2 separate regions of the Homo sapiens genome follow, and region 1 is linked to region 2. A link is an interaction called in ENCODE POLR2A ChIA-PET data of the cell type or tissue named here. Cell type or tissue: Caco-2. All regions are shown on one strand. Each heading gives the region's core, and the rest is flanking DNA. Links, peaks and the distances in the headings are about the cores only.

The links. ChIA-PET counts read pairs that join two places held together with the same protein. Peaks named below come from ENCODE experiments on the same cell type or tissue, not always from the same donor. Only the 100,000 strongest peaks of a DNase experiment are listed, where the experiment ranks them.
Region 1: POLR2A ChIA-PET joins it to region 2 with 8 read pairs; 4 of 35 experiments call an interaction of 5 or more read pairs at or near these places.

Annotation. Positions count from the first base shown.
Region 1 is chr17:68,623,283-68,627,681 of GRCh38, reverse strand. No RefSeq gene overlaps it. Among named protein-coding and RNA genes, the nearest start is that of LINC01482, 2.7 kb to the left of the region's middle. In Caco-2, for the core only: no CTCF peak of the experiment used is centred there; no DNase peak of the experiment used is centred there.
Region 2 is chr17:68,695,658-68,700,056 of GRCh38, reverse strand. No RefSeq gene overlaps it. Among named protein-coding and RNA genes, the nearest start is that of LINC01482, 70 kb to the right of the region's middle. In Caco-2, for the core only: no CTCF peak of the experiment used is centred there; a DNase peak (open chromatin) is centred at 1,956.

The DNA of each region.
Region 1 (4,399 bases), core at 231-4,230, 72 kb after region 2:
AGAAAGAGAAAGGGAAAGGAAAGGAAGGGATTTGTGCTAAATGTCATCCTTGGAGAGATATGAGAAGATAATGCATCCATAAAACAACCTTAACATAACATCCTTGGAAAGATATGAGAAGATAATGTATCCATAAAACAAGAATTTATTAATCAGTGAGGAAAGAAGAGCTCTTAATAAATAAAGCTAGAGCACGCAAAGTAAAAATTTCTATGGAACTTTATCTTTCCATGAATATAAAGTTCATCCCAGTTTCCTTCCCACAAAGATAGCAAATAGAGATCAGGAAATAAAAATTATGGGCAAAAGCAAGACATGAGAGAAAGGATTAACCCAGAAAACCTAACAGTCAAATAACAGGAATAGAAGTTTCCGTTCCAGACAAACAGAAAACAGGTAAAGAAAAATACACACACACACACACACACACACACACACACATTTATACACATACATACAGGAGTAAAAGCTAGCAGCCTGTAGACTGAAAGAATATACAAGGAAGCCAGCATCAGAAGGAAAAATAGAGCTAAATTATCACAGAACTTTACAAATCATGAATAAATAAAAGATCTTAAAAAGATCTTAGAGGCCAAGCGTGGTGGCTCATGCCTGTAATCCCAGCACTTTGGGAGGCTGAGGTGGGTGGATCACGAGGTCAGGAGTTTGAGACCAACCTGACCAACATGGTGAAACCCCGTCTCTACTAAAAATACAAAAATTAGCCAGGTGTGATGGCACATGCCTGTAATCCCAGCTACTCAGGAGGCTGAGGCAAGAGAATTGCTTGAATCCAGGAGGTGGAGGTTGCAGTGAGCCAAGATTGCGCCACGGAACTCCAGCCTGGGCGACAGAGCAAGACTCTGTCGCAAAAAAAAAATAATAATAATAATTTAGAGGGAAAAAATGGTGGAGGAAATGCTAAAGTCAGACTTCTCAGCCTCAATATTGAAGAGGATCTTTACAAAGTATTATGAAACTATTACCAAGACACATTGCTCACTGAAAAGCGCAAGGTGCAGAACAATGCACTTAGTGTGCTACCAAGTGTGTTAAAAGAGAAAAAACAAAGAGAAGAGAAAACAAGGGAAGAGAGATGCTTGAGTGTGCGCAGACTATTCCCGGAAGTATATAAAAACTGGTAGAAATAATACATGGACATGTACTATTCGAAGTTTTTTGTCATGGATTGGGGGCCAGGCGCGGTGGCTCACGCCTGTAATCCCAGCACTTTGGGAGGCTGAGGCGGGCAGATCACGAGGTCAGGAGATTGAGACCATCCTGGCTAACATGGTGAAACCCCGTCTCTACTAAAAAAAAAAAAAAAATCACACACACAGAAAAATGGATGGGATAAAGATGGCATACAACCTTGGACTATGTCCACGATAAAACATCCAGGAGCCTGGCGCGGTGGCTCATGCCTGTTATACTAGCACCTTGGAAGGCCGAGGCGGGTGGATCGCTTCAGCTCAGGAGTTCAAAACCAGCCTGGGCAACATGGTGAAACCCTGTCTCTGCAAAAAAATACAAAAATTAGCCAGGCATGGTGGTGAGCACCTGTAGTCCCAGCTACTCAGAAGGCTGAGATGGGAGAATGACTTGAGCGTGGGAGGCAGAGGTTGCAGTGAGCCATAATTAAGCCACTGAACTCCAACCTGGTGACAGAGTGAGACCCTGTCTCAAAAAAAAAAAAATTAGGAAAAAATACATTATATAAAATTTGTGTATGTGATGATTACAACTACCATAGTGTCACTGATTGTAAGATGCACATTTTGTTCACACATCTCTGAAATTATGCTATGTATTAAAATCAACAGTGCGCTATCCATCTTATGACAGATCATATTGGCAGATCATATTGGCAGGAGTGTTTCTTATTTGGGGAACATAAAATAAAAGGTATCTTACCATTAATGGCATCTTACAGTTTGTGACGTTTGTGTATTCATTATCTATTGCTATGTAACAAATTATCCCACGACTTAAAGGATTAAAACACCATTAATTATTTACATTGTTTGTTGGTCAAGAATTCAGGCACAACTTAGACTCTGCCCTAGAATCAGTCACACGCTGCTATGGAGGTGTTACTTGGGGCTGGGGGTCATCCCAAGACTTGACTGGGGAAGAGTCTATTTCCCAGCTCACTGGTTGTTGGCAGGATTCAGTTCTTTCTGGTTTGTTGGATTGACAGCTTCAGTTCCTCACTGGCTGTTGGCCAGAAGTGACCATTGTTTCTTTGCTCCATGGCCTTCTGCAGAGGGCAGGTCACACACAGCAGATGGCTTTATGTAAATGAGTAAGTGAGGGAGCAAGAGAGGGCAAATAAGAGAAAAGTCACAGTTTTTTGTAACTTAATCTCTGAAGTGACACACCATTACTTTTGCCGTTATTCTATTCATTAGATATAAGTCACTAGGTTCAGCTCACACTTTTATTCCATGAGGGCATGAAAACCAGGAGGCAGAGGCCACTGAGAGCCCTTTTAGAAGCTGCTTACCATAATATGTAAAAATATATGTATATGGACAAAAAAATAAAGCATTTGGAAGTAAGCTTTGTCAAGTTGTTGGTGCTTTAAACCAAAACTGGCAAGTCAAGGAAAAGCTTATTTTTCATGCTGTTGCTTTCAGACAAATCTGCTAGTGTGATCCTTTGAAGGAGTGAGATAAATCCCAGGGACCTGGAAGTCTTTGTCCAGAGTGAGGCCACACTTCCCACGCTGACATAAAGTCAGAAGGAGCAGTTGCAACCTCGGATCTGTAGGTGACCTTGGGCAGCCATGGGGAAGACAGGCAACTGGCGAGCCACAAAGGCCTCCCTGCCAATAACAGCTCCCCCAAGCCATCGTGTAAATCATGCTTGGAGGTGAAGGCAATGAACATTCCAAATCTTCACAGCTTCAAACCTCTTGATTTTCTGCCACATCTATTTTGCCAATTCCTGACCCCGAATCAAGCCAACCATCCATTTTCTTTGTTTCTGCTCCTGGATTGTCAAACATTGCTGGAGGAAATTCTAAAACCATGCTCATTCATTCTGCTACAAATCCAGGCTTCACAGCCTGGGCAAGACACCATGTGACTCATGCCCAGTGAACTCCCTTTCTTATCCCCTGCAACAGCAAGGAAATGATTGCATGTGTGTGTCTTCATAGATAGGTAGGTAGATAGGTAGATAGATAGATAGACAGATAGATAATAGAATGATAGGTGAATAGATTAATTTATAATACAGACACATAGAATATATAGTATATGTTGTTTGTAATATTCATAAATGTATATATGGTACATATTGATATAGATTTCTAGATATATAGAAATATAAAATCAGATAGTGATAAGTGCTCTAGAAATGCAGATACACTGTTCAAACTCACCACATTCCTTCACAAAGAAGACTTCTTCATAAATGCTATTGCCCTGTTAAGAAGGCTCTTACAGGCACTCTTTTGCCTGAACTATCCTTTCTCATTGGTAACATCTTGATTCAAATATTCTTTCACTCCAAAGGCCTTCCTTGACCACCCATCCCAACATATTAAGGTGCCCCAGGGCATTGTTTTAAACTCACATGGAGCATTCTGGGATATTTTAAATTTTCAAGGGAAACACAACGATGGCTGGCATCTGCTGAACACTGGGAGAATTCCTAGTCAGAGGTACTTAACAGTTTCCACATGAAGTCACTACATTCCCTTTGATGGTGTCATATTTTGGTGAAGTTGGCTTTGGGGTGGCAGATGTGATCTAAGAAGCAAGTACCACATGAATTCAACGTGAAAAAAGAAACGAGGGTGGCAACGTCCAATCTGCTTCCAAGGTTCGAGAAGCTGTGCAGCGCCCAACAGGCATGCACGTGTTACTAGGAAGTAACCATGGTCTTTAAGAATAAAATATGTTTTCATTCTACAGTATGCCCTGTGTATCTTTTTAAGCAGCTACTAAGTTGTTAGGACATGAAAATTTATTAAAATATCAGGACTTAACTACTTAATAAATGGAACTCTTAGGTATTTATTTTGCCATGGGGCACTCTAAAAGAATTGCTAAAACACGAAGGCCTCTGTGAACCCCAAAAGTTTAGAATCTCTGCTCTAGACTCTTATCACCAGTACAATCTACCCTTGTAATGCTCTTTACCTTCCCTCACTAAACAATCATTGTACTTTGTTGCAGTTGCTTAAGTAACAAAGTGTTTGGAGCTGTCAGCTGCTAGTGTAGATCACACCTCTCTCTTTCTTTCTCTCTCTCTCTCTCTCTCTCACACACACACACACACACACACACACACACACACACAATTAGGGAATGGACTGAAAGAAGTGATAAAGGACACATGAATGGGAATGAAATAATGTCTGTGCACCATCCACTTCACCAGATCCCTT
Region 2 (4,399 bases), core at 315-4,314:
TCTGGGTAGAGAAAGGCTGGGATCGTATTGAGAAAAGATTAAATTTCCCACATATCCAGAAAAGCTGATGGTGCTCAGCATGTATTCTGCTTGCTCATCTGATGTTCACTCTGTCACCTACAAGTATTAAGCACCTACTCTATGTCATGCTTCATGCTGGATGCCAAGGCTTCAAAGATCAGTAGAACCTGAATTTTACCTTAAAGAGACTAGAGTCTAATGTCAACATGCAAACTTGCCTTTTCTGTACCAGAGGAGAAATGCTTCTGGCATCAAGGGCATGGAACTAATTTTGAGGTTATAAACAATCTTTAGAATTTGTCTCAATTTGGCTAGGCGCAGTGGCTCATGCCTGTAATCCCAGTACTTTGGGAGGCTGAGGTGGGCGGATCACGAGGTCAGAAGATCGAGACCATCCTGGCTAACATGGTGAAACCCCATCTCTACTAAAAATACAAAAAATTAGCCGGGTGTGGTGGCAGGCACCTGTAGTCCCAGCTACTCAGGAAGCTGAGGCAGGAGAATGGTGTGAACCTGGGAGGCAGAGCTTGCAGTGAGCCAAGATGGTGCCACTGCACTCCAGCCCAGGGGACAGAGCGAGACTCCGCCTCAAAAAAAAAAAAAAAAAAAAAAATTTGTCTCAATTTTCTTTGAATATGTCTTCTCTCTTTCCAGGGTCTCATAACTTCCAGAGAGCAACCCCTTTCCAACTTCCCCTCCTTCTCCGCCCACTCCCCCCAGCAAAAAAAACAAAATTGTAATTAATGATGGGAACTTAAAAATTGCCCAGACTTCCTAGTTATCTCACAAGGAAACAGGGCAACACAGAGCCCCAGCCTCCACTTCTCCCACCCCTCCGAACCCCCAGTTCCTTCTCCCCTACAAAGGAACAGTCTCTACAATCCAGAACAAGTCCTGAGCTAGGTGGGGGCTCATGGCTTCTACGTGCTCAACATTCCCTGCTGCCAGTAGGGCCAATTGCAAATGCAGCAGAAAGCAGATGCTTATTGATTTGGGCTTTGGCAAAAACCAAGGAAGCTGGATTCCTCTTTTGAGATAATGCTGAGCCAGTAGCAGCTGTTAGAAACAGGAAGCCGTGTGGACTCTGGTGTCATAAAAGTAAGACTGGATTTGACGTGCCAATTGCCTGGGATCCAAAGGGGAACTTCTCTCCACTCCTCAGAATGTCATATGTTTCTACAAAGACCTGAGAGGCAACCCAAGAGGCAGTTCAGCTGGAAGGAAACCAGAATTCCTGTTCAGACAAAATGCTCTCCTAAACCCTCACCCCCTTCATTTGTATAGTAAACCTTTATGGAGAGCCTACTAGATACAAGATACTGCACTAAACTATGCCAGTCCATCACCTCCCCACCCCCACCAACGAACATTTTTTTAAATATCAGAATCCCACCATGGTCTCAGAATTCAGCGCCTTGGCAGACTCCAGAAAGAATCATCCTGAGTTATTTTTTAAATGCCTACTCTGGTGTCTTGAGAAAACTGCTACATTAAGCTTACTTTATTCTCTATTTTTAAATTCTGTTATAGTGGTGCTTCACTCTGGGCTGCTGGAAACATTCAGGAACCACATCAGCAAACACCACCCCCGTTCTCCATAACATCAGCTCCTTCCATCTAGGGAAAAGGAAATGATCCACACCTAAGGTCATAGCTGGCCCAGTAGAGGAAAATGTCAAATAAAACCCAGAAATGGAGAGTCGCCATTATTTACCCCTTTGGTGCATATGTGTAGGGGAATAAACAACTCTCTCCATTACATTACATCATTACATTACATTACATTACACTACTCATCCACAACATTAGGAAGTCAGATTGCATCACACCCCTGAAAGCTGGCCAGTGTGAAAATGAGTGCTTAAGGGACATGAGGATGAAATTGTTTACTCTAGGAGTTAAGGTATGTTTTCCTCTAACAGACAGGGGCTGTGTATCCCTAAGTTGGTTTAAATGTGGTCATAAAGTCTAGAATATGACCTGGAAGACTTCAAGGTCCCTGGAAGCCACAGATTTCATAATGGAGTTAGGCAGGCAAGTCCAGGCTTGTTTCTTTTCAGACTTATCATGGACCAGTTATCTAGCCTGAAAATGGATTTTGAAATTGCTGGGGAAACTTCAAAATTACTCATTTCTATCTTGGAAACTAGCTCCAATCTCCTTACAACAGGAGGTGCACTGAGGCATCCCCTAAGACAGGAGTCAGCAAACTACAGCCCACAGGCCAAATTTGTTCTACCACTTTGTATGGTTTGTGAGTGAAGAATGGTTTTCCATTTTTAGATGGTTGACAAATAAATCAAATGAACAGTTTTTTTTTGACACATGGAAATTATATGGAAGTCAAATGTTAGTGTTCATATGTAAAGTTTTATTGAAACACAGCCATGCCTACTCATTCACATATTGTTACTTTTGTGTTCCAACAGCTGTGTTGTATAATTGCAACAGAGACCACATGGCCCACAATGCCTACAATATTTGATACCTGGTCCTTTAAGAGGAAGTTGATTGACCCTTGCACTAAAGTAAAAAATAATAATAATAATAAGCCTGTACACATACAGAAAAATGAGAGGGTCACATAATTTATTCTTTAATTATCTAATTAAACAATCCTATTGTAGCTCCTAATTATCTTCTCCACTCAGTAAAACCCCCACAATGAGAATCAACTCATGTGGCATTAGCAGAGCAACTTACCAATAATGCACCTGGCAAAGAGACTTTTCCACCATGTTCATCACATTCTCAGAACTTCTAGAAAAGCATATCAGAATATCAGGTAGATTCTGTTTATCTCCTAACCAGAGTTTTCATTCTTGGCTATGGGTTGGGGGTCTGCTTCCTTCTCAGCTGCACAAGCCTCTTTCTTGTTATGCTGTAAGGTCAGGCACCCCTAATCTAGCCATGGAAGAAGTGAGTGCCATATATGGAATCCTACGGTGTGGCATTTCTCTCCCTGCTTCCTGGCAACAGATTGGATGCTGCCACTTTCCCTGGGACCTGTTTATCCACCATTAATCTCTTCAAGTCTGACCACCAACAAACCTGTGGGATGAAGCTGGGAATTGTCTTCTCCAATAGCAAAGAGCTTCCTAATGCGTGACGTAAGTCTTTCAAGGATCCCTTTTTATCTCTTATCCTTTGCAGACTGAGAAGTGACAATGTACCCTATACAGGGGTGGGCTGAGTAAACAAGGTGTTGTGATAGACCAAGACCAAAAAAGCAGGAGTAAGGGGTTTCTGTTCACCACCATCCCCACTCTCACCACCCCCACCCACCCCCGTCACCTCTCTGCCTCCGTGTAAGGGCAGCTCGGGGAGAGAAACAAAGCCCTTGAAGTCAGTCATAATGCACAATAAACCTCTCCAGCAATCCTCAAAAAGAGAAAAAAAAATAAGAAATTCTTAAAATCGAACGGTTTTCTGATATTCCTAATGATTTTTTCCAACCCCCTGGGCACCCCTGTTCCTCTTCCATACCCTAAATTTCTGCTCCATGTTGACTACATACGCTGTTATGAGTCTCATCCCCTGATACCTTATCCTGTAGTTACTAGGCTCATTTTGCTTTGTGTGAAAGAGGCATTTTGGAAAAGTTTGGTATTATCCTAACTTTCTTCCTATTATGTTAAAATCCAGAAACGTCCTCCTTCAAAACTTAGTCGTTTAATGTGACAAACTCCTGGTGAGCACTTCCTACATGACATGTAATTCATGTAGAAAGATAAAACGCAGGCATCGTTCTCAGGGACCTTGGAGTCTGAGTGGGACATTATTAAGTATCTCTACTTGATCACTTACACAAGCAATAAATCAACTCGGGGACACAGACCCTTGAAGTAAATGGTGTGGAAGCCCGGAGGAGGAGGAGCTAATTCTGATTTGGGGGCCAGAAAGGCCTGCAGTAGAGGTGACACTTCATTGGAAGCCCAGATTAGGGTCCTGAAAGATGAATAGGAGTTAGGCAGGAGGAGGCAGGAGAGCAATGGGTGGAGGGCAGTGGGTGATACAGCCAGAAGAAGAGATACATGCAAGCTTCAGCTCCTATAGTAAAAATGTAATGATAATGGTGATGATGGTGGTAGTGGTGATGATGGTGATGGTGATGGTGATGTTGAGGGTGATGATAATTATAATGGTGATGGTAGTGATGATGATGACGATGGTGATGGTGATGATAGTTGTGATGATGGTGATGATGGTGGTGATGACGATGGTGACTCTTCTGAAGAAAGGCAAGATGACAAATCAGGAGAAAGAGAAGAGCCAGAGAAGTCCAGGGATGGAGGCCTCTCTCATGTTTCACTGCAGGCACAGCTCTGCACTAGGTCAGCTCTGAACCAATCAGAATGACCAGTTGGGCTGGCCCCTT